Linked DNA regions of Homo sapiens: region 2 is linked to region 1. Evidence: chromatin loops called from intact Hi-C (ENCODE). Cell type or tissue: PC-9. All regions are shown on one strand. Links, peaks and the distances in the headings refer to the core of each region. The heading gives the core; the rest is flanking DNA.

What was found. Peaks named below come from ENCODE experiments on the same cell type or tissue, not always from the same donor. Only the 100,000 strongest peaks of a DNase experiment are listed, where the experiment ranks them.
Region 2: it touches region 1 in a loop (5-fold over the local background); 2 of 110 quality-filtered maps call a loop at or near these places.

Annotation. Positions count from the first base shown.
Region 1 is chr12:52,736,505-52,744,008 of GRCh38, reverse strand. No RefSeq gene overlaps it. Among named protein-coding and RNA genes, the nearest start is that of KRT77, 37 kb to the right of the region's middle. In PC-9, for the core only: no CTCF peak of the experiment used is centred there; DNase peaks (open chromatin) are centred at 2,438 and 3,218.
Region 2 is chr12:52,861,809-52,869,312 of GRCh38, reverse strand. No RefSeq gene overlaps it. Among named protein-coding and RNA genes, the nearest start is that of KRT78, 17 kb to the right of the region's middle. In PC-9, for the core only: CTCF peaks have their summits at 3,614 and 3,816 (motif pointing right); a DNase peak (open chromatin) is centred at 3,782; H3K27ac peaks cover 99 bases.

The sequences.
Region 1 (7,504 bases), core at 1,163-6,162:
TCCAAGTAGCTGGGATTGCAGGCACTCGCCACCATGCCAGGCTAATTTTTTGTATTTTTAGTAGACACGGGGTTTCACTATTTGGCCAGGCTGGTCTTGAACTCCTGAACTTGTGATCTGCCTGCCTTGCCCTCCCAAAGTGCTGGGATTACAGATGTGAGCTACTGTGTCTGGCTCACCTTTATGTTGTCTTATATAGAAACTCTGCCTTTCCTTCTTTCAGCTCTGTTTTTTTTTCTCCATCAAATTGTAATATGTTATGCTGCATTTTGGCTCTAAGTTTTGTAGAACAATAGAGACCCATTGTGCCTTCTGAATTGGAGGGTGATAAAAAGACTGCAGAAAGTTATGGTAGCAGTTGTGTGTGGACTGAGCGAGAGATGAGAAGAGAATGAGAGCACTGAGGGAGTCTTTGGGGTTAAGCAACCTGGGTCAGATAATTGGCCTAATTGCAGTGATATGCTTCCCTCTTTCTGGATCCACCCTAGGGCAGCCCACACCCTGAGGCTGGCATACTTCTTGCAGAGGCCTCAGTGGTCCTTGCCAAGAGCTCCAAATGGCTCAGTGACAGTCAACTGTCACTTCAGTGCCCAGCCTGGGTCTCTTCAGGGCCTTCCTCACTGCTCCCCTTGAGGTTTTTGGGCCAAGGTGGTGGGAAAATGTGGTCAGACACTGCCCATGTATCTTCCTTCCTTATTATTCAAGAGAAGCCAATCCTCTCCCCAGCAAGACTTTGCCACAACACTTCACATGCCCTTTTCCTCCGCATACTGAGATCTCAAGGTTATGGAAAACCAATAAATGAAGCAAATATATACTACCTAGTTATATACATAATTACTACCTGCCAGAAATTGTTCTGAGAACTTCAATATAACTCACCTAATCTTCACAATGATCTTACTGTTATGGGATCCTTGGGGTGTCACTTTTCTGGCCAGAAACCTCTGTGGCTGGTGGCACCTTTACCCAAGTTCTTGTCCTGTGTCCAGGAAGAGATAGGTGTACAGACAAGTGGAAGGTGAACAAGATGAAGAGGAGTTCATTGAGTGTTACAACAGCTCAGAAGTGACCCACAGTGGGTAGCTCCCCTCTGTGGGCAAGTTGTACCATGTAGAGTGTGCAGCTCTCAGCAGAGAGGAGGCCCTGGAAAGGGTGGCTCCTTTCTGTCGGGACGTCATCTCCACAAGTCTCTGAAGCTCTCAGCAGAGAGCGCTGCTCCTCTCTGCAGCTCGTCGTCCTGGCATTTCTAGCTATCAGCAGAGAGGGTAGCTCCTCTCTGCAGCTGGTCCTCCCTCATCTCTCCATCCTCTGTGTCCTTTCCCCTGCTCTGGCTGTTCCCTGGGCTTTTATGGACCTCAGAGGGGAGGAAGTGTGTGCTGATTGGTCCATGGGCTGCCCCAAGGAGGTACCACAAGTCCCCACTCCAGTTGGCGGGATTGGCTGACCGTTCCCCAGCCTTCAGGCCCTCCCTGACCTGAAGGTGAGAACTTACCGGGGACTGCTCTTTTCCACCCAGTAATCTGCCTGCCTCCCACTGCCATTCATGGCCCTGGGGCTCAGGCCCAACCCTGCTTGGAGATCAGAGCAGGCACCAGGAGAGGAGAGAGGCCAGGCAGCGGAAGCAGACACCCCCTGAAGCAGCAGGGACTGGAGGGGGGGCCCTTCCCGGGCCTCTGAGGGTGCACGCTGCAGAGATGCCCAGGTCCTGCTCCTGGGAGGGCAGTGGCAGCTGTACCTGGGGAGCTTCTGCCCCACCAACTTGGAAGGGGCGGGGCTCCTGCTTGTGCCTGGCTCCTGCCTCCTCTGCAGAGTGGGAGACCCAGGTCTGCTGCTGTAGATCAGGCAGCTGCTGCTGCACCCAGGAAGGCAGACCCTGCCTACTCCTGGACCTCTAAAGAGCACAGGGAGGCTCCGATCCACAGCCACATTTTGGGGGGCTGTAGCCCTGACGAGGAGGGCGGGGCTTCTGCTTTCTCCTTAGAACAGGAGGACTGGGTCTGCAGCTGCAATTTGGATGGCTGCAGCATCACCTGGGGAGGTCCCGCCCCAACTCAGAAGAGGTGGGGCTCCCACTGGCTCCATGGAGTGTGCAGCCCTAGCTGTGCCTCCCTGCTGCAGCCGCTGCCATCACTATGAGGTGGGTATGATTATCCTTATTTTGCAGATGTGGAAAAGGAGGTATAGAGACGTGAAGGTCACATTGTGTCACAGGTTACAGTTAGCAAGTGGTAGAGCCAGTGTGTGAACATAGGCAATTGAGCCCCGGAGTCCATGCTTGTCACTCCCACGCTATATTAATAACATAGGTGTAGTTTTGTTTCTTCAAGACAGTGTGTGTGTGTGTGGGGTGTGTTTCTGGTCTTCAACGGCACAGCGTTACTTTAGTGAGAGGCCTTTGAGTCTTTAGACGCCGTCCAGGAAGCGGTGCTCTGTCCTTGGTGCTGAAATCTGGCCCAGGTATCCGGTGGCCTTTTCTATTTCAGGAGGCTGACACTGTAGTCACTTCCTCCAAACTCAACTCTCCCCATTCCCTGCTTCAGCTCTGACGATTTGCATTTGGGCATACAAATTTTCTGTCTAAGATCAGGTAAATATTTGGTCCAGAGCCCGACTTTAAAATAGTCTCAGACTTTGTCTATTTTGTTATATTCCCCATAAAACCAAGACCAAAATAATTTGCCTCTAAGTCTTTATGAATAATAAAACGTATGAATATTGGCATGTTTTCCTTTCTGCCTCCTGCTGCTGGAAAGTATTTGTCATTGGTGATTAGAGTATTATATTTTCTTCCTATTTTAACATGGATTGTTATTTTAAGTTAACTCCCTCATTATTGTGATGACAGGGATATAAAAATAAAAAAGTCTAAGAAGCTAGTCTTCTCTTGATTGAGGCTAGGTTCATGCTGAGCCACATTAGAAACTGGACACTTCCAGAGGAGGAGAATGATTTAAAACATTAAGTATTATTATTCATTAATGTGGTAATAAAAAGAATATCTTCCTCTCTGGGATGTGTTGAAGAACACATGAAGTAATATATGTAAAAAACACTTTATAAGACAAAAGATGTTCATACTGATATTGTACTATACTTACACAAATTTTGATTAGCAACTCTATTCTAAATTCTTTAAGGAAAGCAACTGTGTCATATAGTGTTTCTGTGTTACACAATACTGAGCAGGAAATGTGCACTCAGTAAGCACTTGCTGACTGATGGACTGATTAAATGACATAAGGCATGCTAGAGCTTGGCACAGCTCCTAGAAAAAGATAAGTACACAATAAATGGGAGATATTGCTATCATTATTTCTAGGGTTACCACTGTTAGTTGATTTCTGAGGAATAAGACTCTCAAGACTAGAAGTGACTTCAGAAGCCATCAAGAGGAGCCTCCATTTAGATACCTATGTCCTCTCTAAAACATTGTCTACAGTGGTAGCCCACCCTGCTGTGGTGGGGAAATCCTCTTCCTCTCACAGAGAAGGTTAAGCTGAGTCTTACCATGTAAATTCCACTAATTGGTCCAAGTTTTCCTGTGGCTATAGGTAACAACCCTAAATCCCTTTGCGCACGAGAGTCTACAAATGTTTAAGGAAGGTTCCCCCTTTATCAGGGTCCTTCTCCAGGTGGGACACTTTCATCTCCTCTCAGCTGGGGGATGCCCCCAGCCATCCTCAGTGCTCTCCCATAGACATCTTCCAGGTGCCTAGAACCAAACCCTTCAGGTGAAGCCTGACTAGTTCAGGAAAAGGGTGGGCACAGAGCTTGTCTTTGTGCATCCTCTGACCTTGCAGGTAATTTTGGCAGCTGCTTTCTGCCACTGACTCACCTTAAGCTGGCATGACTTTATGTAAGCCATTGTGAAACCTTATCTCCCCATGGGGAACTGTGCAGCTGCTTTGCTTGAATGCACATGTGGGGTCTTACATTAATCTCTGTTAAATCTTTCTTATTAGTTTTGGCTCAAGCTTCAAACTGTCAAATTGTTTTTGGATTCTGACCCTGCCATCCAACTTACTTGTTACTCTTACTAGATTCAGGCAAGCTATATATTTGAACTACATGCAAAGATGTCCTTATTTGCGTGTACTGGAAAAAGAAACTGCTATTTACAGTAAAAACTGCTTATTCATATTAGGAAAGAAAGGTGTCATAATTATCTAAGGCAAGGTGGCTCTTCAAAAACTTTCTTTTTTTGTGTGCACAAAAAATTGGAATAAACAAAAACTTTCTTATGGAAAATGTCAAGCAAACATCAAAGTAGAATAGTGTAATAAACACCTGTGTACCCATCACCCACCTCAACAATAAACTCATCTTATTTCATTTCTACCCATTCCATGCCTCTAGATGGTGGAGCAAATCTCAGACATCATATTATTTCATTCATAAATATTTTATAAGTTTTTGTAAAAGATAAGGACTCTTTGAATAATATAACCACATTATAACCTTATCGCCCTTAACAAGATAAACATTAATTATTTAATATGATCAAATATCCAGTCAGGTTTCACATTTCCCCTCATGTCTCAGGAATGTTTTCATTAAAATTGCTGGCTTGCATCAGGGTCTAAACAATGTTCATACATTGTAATTGGTGGATATGTGTGGATTCCCATTCTTCTTCTTGTTTCTTGTAATTTATTTGTTGAAGAAACCTGGTCATCTGTGTGTAGAGTTAGCATCCTAAGTTAGTGATTTTTTCCTCCCCACAGTGTGATATTGTTTAACATGTTTCTCCATCCTTTGTCCATATTTAAAAGAATTTATCGCCAGGCGCGGTGGCTCACGCCTGTAATCCCAGCACTTTGGGAGGCCAAGGCTGGTGGATCACGAGGTCAGGAGATCGAGACCATCCTGGCTAACATGGTGAAACTCCATCTCTACTAAAAATACCAAAAAATTAGCCGGGCATGATGGCAGGTGCCTGTAGTCCCAACTACTCAGGAGGCTGAGGCAGGAGAATGGCATGAACCCAGGAGGTGGAGCTTGCAGTGAGCCCAGATCGCGCCACTGCACTCCAGCCTGGGCTACAGAGTGAGACTATGTCTCAAAAAAAAAAAAAAAAAAGCTTTTAATACATTAAAATGGACTTTTTGGGTGTATAGTTACATATATACTTTTTCTTTTGAGACAAGGTCTCACTCAATCGCCCAGGCTAGGATGTTGTGGCAGAATCATGGCTCACTGCAACTTTAACCTCCTGGGCTCAGGTGATCCTCCCGCTTCAGCCTCCTGAGTAGCTGGAACTACAGGTGCACGCCACCAGGCCTGGCTAAGTTTTGTATTTTTTGTAAAGATGGGATTTTGCTACGTTGCTTAGACTGGTCTTGAACTCCTGGGCTTGAGTGATTCTCTCCCAGCCTCCCAAAGTGCTGGGATTACAGGCATGAGGCAATGCGCCCTGTCTCCAGTTCCATGAATTTTAACACAGTTATACATGTATAGATTTATGTACCCACTCCCACAATCAGGGTGTAAACAATTTCATCACCTCCCAAAACCCCCTCGTGCTATTTTTTATAGTTGTTCACTACCCCCACCCCTAACCTCTGGCAACCACAGATCTGTTCTCTGTCCCTATAGTCTTGTCTTTTTTTTTTAAAGCAAGTTTTTATTTATTTATGTCAGTAGCACCCCTTTCCCAGTCATGACAATTTTTAAAAAATTATACTTTAAGTTTTAGGGCACATGTGCACAACGTGCAGGTTTGTTACTTATGTATCCATGTGCCATGTTGGTGTGCTGCACCCATTAACTCATCATTTACATTGGGTATACCTCATAATGCTATCCCTCCCCCCTCCCCACCCCCCGACGACAGGCCCCTGTGTGTGATGTTCCCCTTCCTGTGTCCAAGTGTTCTCACTGTTCAATTCCCACCAATGAGTGAGAACATGCGGTGTTTGGTTTTTTGTCCTTGCGATAGTTTGCTGAGAATGATGGTTTCCAGTTTCATCCATGTCCCTACAAAGGACACGAACTCATCATTTTTTATGGCTGCATAGTATTCCATGGTGTATATGTGCCACATTTTCTTAATCCAGTCTATCATTGTTGGACATTTGGGTTGGTTCCAAGTCTTTGCTATTGTGAATAGTGCCGCAATAAACATACGTGTGCATGTGTCTTTATAGCAGCATGATTTATAATCCTTTGAGTATATACCCAGTAATGGGATGGCTGGGTCAAATGGTATTTCTAGTTCTAGATCCCTGAGGAATCGCCACACTGACTTCCACAATGGTTGAACTAGTTTACAGTCCCACCAACAGTGTAAAAGTGTTCCTATTTCTCCACATCCTCTCCAGCACCTGTTGTTTCCTGACTTTTTAATGATCGCCATTCTAACTGGTGTGAGATGGTATCTCATTGTGGTTTTGATTATCTCAACAGATGCAGAAAAGGCCTTTGACAAAATTCAACAACCATTCATGCTAAAATCTCTCAATAAATTAGGTATTGATGGGATGTATCTCAAAATAATAAGAGCTGTTTATGACAAACCCACAGCCAATATCATACTGAATGGGCAAAAACTGGAAGCATTCCCTTTGAAAACTGGCACAAGAGGGATGCCCTCTCTCACCACTACTATTCAACATAGTGTTGGAAGTTCTGGCCAGGGCAATCAGGCAGGAGAAGGAAATAAAGGGTATTCAATTAGGAAAAGAGGAAATCAAATTGTCCCTGCTTGCAGATGACATGATTGTATATCTAGAAAACCCCATCGTCTCAGCCCCAAATCTCCTTAAGCTGATAAGCAACTTCAGGTCAGGGAGGGCCTGAAGGCTGGGGAACGGTCGGCCAATCCCGCCAACTGGAGTGGGGACTTGTGGTACCTCCTTGGGGCAGCCCATGGACCAATCAGCACACACTTCCTCCCCTCTGAGGTCCATAAAAGCCCAGGGCACAGCCAGAGCAGGGGAAAGGACACAGAGGATGGAGAGATGAAGGAGGACCAGCTGCAGAGAGGAGCTACCCTCTCTGCTGATAGCTGGAGATGCCAGGACGACGAGCTGCAGAGAGGAGCAGCCTAGAACGTACAGTGCATTCATTTGATGGTCTGGGCGGGAGTTAGGCTTTACTCTGAACTACCCAGGCATGAGATGATTGCAGGTAAAGCCCCTGCAGGGCAGAGAGTCCTGTTCTTGCAGGCTAGGCACTGTCCAGAGGTAAGGAGAGTCACTTCCTCAGGACAAAAAGGGAAAACATTACCTTAGAGACTCTTGATGGCCCCTGCATCCCGAGGACCCCACCGCAGTGGATGTGGTTCCCGGGAGAGCTGAAGGGCTTTCTTTCAGGACCACACTGCACAATTAACTGAGACAAGGTCTCCTGTGAATATTTTATGTTTTAAGAGCTGGGATCTGACTGGCAGAAGTTAATGACTCAGGTCACCGGAGACAGGAGGAGCATGGAAAATCACCTAATTACAGCAAATGCCCTGATGTTTGGGGCTAGGTTCCAGTAGGAAGCAGCCCATCCATTG
Region 2 (7,504 bases), core at 1,603-6,602, 120 kb before region 1:
GACCCTTGGGGCTTGAGCACTCCTCTCTGTGGCTGGGAATGAGGTGGCTCCAGGAATGAAACCCTGGCACGTTCCAGAGTTTGGAGGCTCTTGGTTGCTCAGGAAGCTCCCAGCATGTACACTCCTTGGGGTCTGAGGCCCCTGGCCCACCACTGGCTTTGAGGCAAATGGCCCAGGCCTCCCTGGGGCAGTGACAGCACAGGGAAGTAGGCACTTGGGCTCAGCCACAGGCCTCCTTTCCACCATCTCTGCACCCTATTCCCTCCCACACTGCATGCAACCATGCGCCTGCCCTCTCAATCAGGTGGCACAGAGGCCTGGCCCCCCTCCTCATCCCTTCTTTCACTTAACAATCTCTCTCCCTTTCTTCCCGAGGCCCCTTACACTCCCCTTCACTGGAGCCTTCACCAGCTGCCCAGCCCATGGCTCTGCTAGTTGCCCCATCTGGCCTGAGTGCATTCTCTCTTTGGATTCCTCCATCCCCTCTGGTGGAGGGGTGGCTATTCCAGCTGGAGAACAGACAGATGCAGGCATAGACCTGAGAAATGCTTTACAGATAGTCCTGGGTTCAGATTCTCACTCTGCCACTATTGGTTGTGTGATCTAGGACAACCAAGCCTCAGTTTCCCCATCTATAATATGCGATTAATCAGAGGTATGCTATGTAAAGCACCTGGCATGTAGTAGTTGAACATTAAGTGATAATTCTACTTCTTTTTTTTTTTTTTTTTTTTTTGAGACAGGGTCTCCCTCAGTCTCCCAGGCTGAGTGCAGTGCAGTGGTGCGATCATGGCTTACTGCAGCCTCAAACACTTGGGTTCAAGTGATCCTCCTGCCTCAGCCTTCCAAGTAGCTAGGACTATAGGCATGAGTCACTACATCCAGCAAATTTCCTTTTTTTTTTTTTTTTGTAGAGACGTGGGGGTCTCACTTTGTTGCCCAGGCTGGTCTTGAATGCCTGGGCTCAAGTAGATTCACCTGCCCTGGTCTCCCAAAGTGCTGGGATTACTGGCGTAAGCCACTGCACCTGGCCTAATTATTCTTGATACATATAATACTACTGACAACTGAGACAACTTCCTGGAAGAATGGTCTTCTTTGGGACCCTTGAATGAAAGGAAGGGACATTCTTGACATTCAAACCCTGCCTCTAAGTGACCCTTTCCTCCTGAGATGCCCTCCCCACCCAGCCCTCTTTCCTGATTTTGTCTTCTTGAAGAGATGCGGGGTGGGGTGGAGTGCCTGCCTCCCGGGAAGGGGGTTGGTTGTGTGTTCTGAAGCTGCCACCCCCTACCCCCCACCTCTCAGTTCCCCCTGGCAGGGAGTGGCCTGCTTGCCCTAGGGTAGTGCCTGCCTGGGCAGGTAGCAAAGTGCTCCCAAAGCCTGGAGAGGGGCTTAAACTTCTGTTGGTGGTTGGGAGCTGCCCTGGGCACCCTGAGTGGCTGGGGAGAGCACGTGGGCCCAAGCGGGGAGGGAGAAATGGGGGGCGTGGCGTGCGTTCTGCTGGCATAGAGCATTCCCTGGCAGGGGTGGGGGTGCAGGGCGGGGGTGGCTGGTGCTGGTTTCCTTCCTTAGTTTCGATCAGAGGGGCGGGTTTAAGGCTGAGCTTGGTTGAGCTAGCAGCTCTTCTTCAGGAAATCTGAAAGCTTTGAAAGAGAAAAATATCGTTTGTTCCAGAGTCAGGAACACTGTTCTCTCAGCCTGGGGTACTTTTGTCTCTGTTGAAGCCCCCTTACCAAGAGATATGTGTTTGGGGTGGAGGTGGGGAAGGTGAACATTCACACACAACCTTCACACACCCGCACCTGCACATTTATAACACACCCCCATACACACATGCCTAGCTTCTGTCTTTCTCACACATACCCTTGCACACTGATGCATGCAAGCATCCACTATACCCATCCCAGAAGGTACACATTCCCACCCCACCCTTCCACATACACCGATGCCTGGCGCACTCACACATAACTGTGTCACTTTCATAGCCCCTGTGATTTTACTGGCCCGCACATGCCCCTGCATGATCATAGATGATCTCTGCACCTTCGCACTCATGCTCCCCCCCCATTTATTTACACACATCTTACAAGCTCCCTGTATACCCTTGTCCCTACACATTTTCTTTCTTTCTCTCTGTCTCTTCCCCTCTCATCTCAGGGAGCCAGAAGGGATGGTTGTCCTCAGATGACAGTGAGAGCAAGAGGAGATCCAGGCAAGTCAGCATCTAGTAGGCCAAGCCTGGTGGGGAGTGGGGCTCAGAAGATAGTAATGATAATAATGATAATAATAATAAAATCGAGGCCGGGCGCGGTGGATCATGCCTGTAATCCCAGCACTTTGGGAGGCCAAGGCAGACAGATCACGAGGTCAGGAGATCGAGACCATCCTGGCTAACACGGTGAAACCCTGTCTCTACTACAAATACAAAAAATTAGCTGGGCCTGGTGGCGGGCGCCCGTAGTCCCAGCTACTCTGGAGGCTGAGGCAGGAGAATGGCATGAACCTGGGAGGCGGAGCTTGCAGTGAGCCGAGATAGCACCACTGCACTCCAGCCTGGGTGACAGAGCGAGACTCTGTCTCAAAAAAAAAAAAAAAAAAAAATCGAATAGTTGGTGGGCACTGCTGTGCTAAGCACTGTTCTGAGCACTCTGCACGTGTCATCTTGGTTAACACACACAACAGCCCTAGGATATAGGAATGATTATCCCTCCTTATTTATTTATTTATTTTTGAGACAGAGTTTCGCTCTTGTCGCCCAGGCTGGAGTGCAATGGCGTGATCTCAGCTCACCGCAATCTCTGCTTCCCGGGTTCAAGTGATTCTCCTGTCTCAGCCTCCGGAGTAGCTGGGATTACAGGCATGTACCACCATGCCTGGCTAATTTTGTATTTTTAGTAGAGATGGGGTTTCTCCATGTTGGTCAGGCTGGTCTCGAACTTCTGACCTCAGGTGATCCACCCGCCTCAGCTTTCCAAAGTGCTGGGATTACAGGCATGAGCCACCACGCCCGGATTTTTTGTTTTTCTTTTAGACTGAGTCTTGCTCTGTCACCCAGGTTGGAGTGCAGTGGGGCGATCTTGGCTCACTGCAACCCGAGCCTCCCAGGTTCAAGTGATTCTTGTGCCTCAGTCTCCTGAATAGCTGGGGTTACAGGTGCCTGCCACCACGCCTGGCTAATTTTTGTATTTGTAGTAGAGATGGGGTTTTGCCATGTTGGCCAGGCTGGTCTCGAACTCCTGACCTCAGGTAATTCACCCGCCTCAGCATCCCAAAGTGCTGGGATTACAGGCATGAGCCACCATGCCTGGCCGATTATCCCCTTATGATAGCTGGAAAATGGAGGAAGGCACAGAGAGGTTAAGTCGCTAGCTTGAGGCCGCATGGCTAGGCCGTAGTGAAGACAGTGTCTGAACCCATAGTGTCAGACCCCTGATCTGATCTTGACCATCAGCCCCTAGGGCCCCTCTCTCCCTGATCCTCAGCCTCATTTTGTGTTCTGCCCAAGGCGTCTCCAGGATCCCAAGAGAGCTTCCGAGAGAGTCTATGCACTGTGAATTTTCCCAGGTTGGCCCAGGGCCTACTTGGACTTCTCAAGGTCTAGAAAAAGGCCTGGGAATCACCAGCGCTCTGAGTCCCCATTTGGGGGCCTCTGGCCTTATCCCCACATCAGGCACCAGGGAGGTGGTGGCACAGAAGAGGCTTCCAGGAAGATCATGAACTGCCCCTTGCTTCCATTCCAGGCGTCCAGCCCAGCTCCCAGGCATCTGGGTTGCAAGAATCCTGGCCACCTGCAGGGGGAGTCAAGAGTGGGAGAAACTGGCTCCTGCTCCTGCTCCTGCTTGCAAGGAAATACCGGGAATGGGTCTGGGCCCTGGAAAATCCTGGACAGGTGTCTGAGAGCAGGACTGGATTAAACTGGGCTGCCTGGTGAACCACCATCTCTGGCTCCTATGGACTCCAGTGTGTGTATGCGTGATCGTGTGCCTGTGCGTGTGTGTGTCTGTGATCAGATGAGGTTTCTAGACCAAGGCTCAGATCTCCTCTGGGGAAGATATCAGGCAGTGGACTTGTGAAAACCCCTGAGAATCTTGCAAGAGAATATTCTGAGCCTTTCACAGTAATCTAAGGATGTGTTTATTGACAGATATGGGGGGAAAGCCTGCTTAAATTCATATGTGTAATATGATCCCACTTATGGGAAATATATATATATATATATATATATATATATTTTTTTTTTTTTTTTTTTTTTTTTTTTTTTTTTTTTTGAGACAGAGTCTCACTCTGTTGCCCAGGCTGGAATGCAGTGGCACAATCTTGGCTTACCGCAACCTCTGCCTCCTGGATTCAAGCAATTCTCCTGCCTCAGCCTCCTGAGTAGCTGGGATTACAGGCGTGCGCCACCATGACTGGCTAATTTTATATTTTTAGTAGATATAAAAACTATATTTTTATATTTTAGTAGGGTTTCACCATGTTGGTCAGGCTGGTCTCGAACTCCTGACCTCGTATTGTGATCCACCTATCCCAGCCTCCTAAAGTGTTGGGATTACAGGTGTGAGCCACTGTGCCTGGCTTTTTTTTTTTTTTTTTTTGAGATGGAGACTCACTCTGTCACCCAGGCTGGAGTGCAATGGCATGATCTCAGCTCACTGCAACCTCTGCCTCCCTGGTTCAAATGATTCTCCTGCTTCAGCTTCCCCAGTAGCTGAGATTATAGGCACCCGTCACCATGTCTGGCTAATTTTTGTATTTTTAGTAGAGACAGGGTTTCACCATGTTGGCCAGGCTGGCCTCGAACTCCTGACCTCAAGTGATCCACCTGCCTCGGCCTCCCAAAGTGCTGGGATTACAGGAGTGAGCCACCACACTGGGCCTGGAAATACGTATTAATATGAATAGATGATGCATCTATTGCAGTAGAATATACTGCTATATGAGACACATGAGTATGGTCACACATTGCATAACAAGGTCTCTGTTGTATGTATGGTGCATATATGACAATGGTTCCATACATTATAATGGAACTGAAAAATTCCTCTTGCCTATTGACATCGTAGCCATCATAATGTATCAAAAGGCATTACTCACGTGTTTGTGAAGATGCTGGTGTAAAAAACCTACTGTGCTGCCAATTGTATCAATATATAGCACATGAAATTACATACAGTACATATTATTACTTGATCATGGTAGTAAAGGACTATGTTACTGGCTTGTATATTTACTCTACTTTTTATCATTATCTTAGAATGTATTCCTTCTACTTTTTTTTTTTTTTTTGAGATGGAGTCTCGCTCTGTTGCCCAGGCCGGAGTGCAATGGCGTGATCTCGGCTCACTGCAACTTCTGCCTCCTGGGTTCAAGCGATTCTCTTGCCTCAGCCTCCTGAGTAGCTGGGACTACAGGCATGTGCCACCATATCTGGCTAATTTTCTGCATTTTTAGTAGAGACGGGGTTTCACTGTGCTAGCCAGGATGGTCTCGACTCCTGACCTCGTGATCCGCCCACCTCGGCCTCCCAAAGTGCTGGGATTACAGGCGTGAGCCACTGCGCCCGGCCCTTCTACTTATTTATGTTTTTTTTAGAGGCAGGGTCTCACTCTGCTGTCCAGGCTGGAGTGCATTGGTGCAATCATAGCTCAATGCAGCCTTAACCTCCCGGGCTCAAGTGATCCTCCCACCTCAGTCTTCCAAGTAACTGGGACTATAGGTGTGTGCCACCATGCCCAGCTAATTTTTGATTTTTTGTAGAGACAGAGTCTCACTATGTTGCTTAGGCTGGCCTCAAACTCTTGGACTCAAGCCATCCTCCTGCCTTGCCCTCCCAAAGTGCTGGGATTACAGGCATGAGCCACTGCACTCAGCAATGATCTGTTTTGTTTACTGCTATATCTCCGTTGTTAGAATAGTGCCTGGCACATAGTAAGTGTCCAATAAATATGCGCTGACTGAATAAATTGAAAGATATTTGTATATAGAAACACCTGGAAGGTTAAATACTAAAATGTAAATAGTGGCTACTTCTAGGTGACAGTATTTTAGAAGAGTTTTCTTTTTTCTGATTTTATTTTATTGTCTGTTGATTTAACATTTTTAATTCTGAATATTATTTATATAAAGAGAAGGAAGCACCACAAGGCTTAGGATCTTCTCCCTCTACATCTTTTTTTTTTTTTTTTTGAGTTGGAGTCTCACTCTGTTACCCAGACTGGAGTGCAATGGTGCGATTTCGGCTCACTGCAAACTGCCTCTTGGGTTCAAGAAATTCTCCTGCCTCAGCCTCCTGAGTAGCTGGGAATAGGGGCCTGCACCACCACGCCTGGCTAACTTTTTGGTATTTTTAGTAGAGACGGGGTTTCACCATATTGGTTAGGCTGGTCTTGAACTCATGATCTCAGGTGATCCACCCACCTCGGCCTCCCAAAGTGCTGGGATTACAGGTGTGAACCGCTGTGCCAAGCCCCCCTCTACATCTTTAAAACTACAAACTTTCTGCCGGGAGTGGTGGCTCATGCCTGTAATCCCAGCAGTTTGGGAGGCTGAGGTGGGCGGATCACCTGAGGTTGGGAGTTGAAGACCAGCCTGACCAACATGGAGAAACCCCATCTCTACTAAAAATACAAAATTAGCCGGGCGTGGTGGCACATGCCTGTAATCCCAGCTACTCCAGAGGCTGAGGCAGGAGAATTGCTTGAACCCGGGAGACAGAGGTTGCGGTGAGCCAAGATCGTGTCAATACTCCAGCCTGGGCAACAAGAGCGAAAACTCCATCTCAAAACAGACAAACAAACAACAGAAAAACAAAACAAAACAAAACAATAAAAAACCAACCAAACAACAACAAAAAAACCCTATAAACTTTGACTTTAAGAAGCCAGGCAGTGGGTGAGACCTGCCTGTTCTACCCCCTCTGCTTCCCCACCCAACATCAGCCTTCCTCAGTTCTCCCTCTCTCTGCCCCTTCTTCACCCACAAGCTTCAGCTGGCAGGGCTCGCTGGGCTTTCAAGCCACCTTAGCAGGCAGAGTCATTGGAACAATGGATCAGGCTGACTCAGGAGCTGGGAGAGGGCCCTGGGCCATACAAGCACCCTCCCCACCTGTCAGGTCAGGCCAGCAAGCAGTGCCTCTGGGGCCAAGGGAAACTGGGCTGATGTTGCAGCAGAAAGGAGTGAGGTTAGACCTGAGAGCTTCCTGATGGTAAAGGAGGCTGCAGCAGGTCAGGGAGGTCACAGAGCCCGTGTTCTTTCCTGGAGGGCAACAGGTGCACTCCACTCTCCCCTAGACGGGATTATTCGTTGCCATCTGAAGCACCCGGCACAGTGCTTGGCACTGAGAAGTGCCCAGTCAATGTCGATGGGTGGATAATAGTATGAATGAGCTTGTCTGAAGTGGGGTGTTGAGGTCCCCCTCCCTGTGTCTCCATCCTAGTCTCAGGGTTTGTTCCAGGCTGTCCATATTGCAAGATGAAATGAGTCCTGGCCTAGTGGGCTCTAG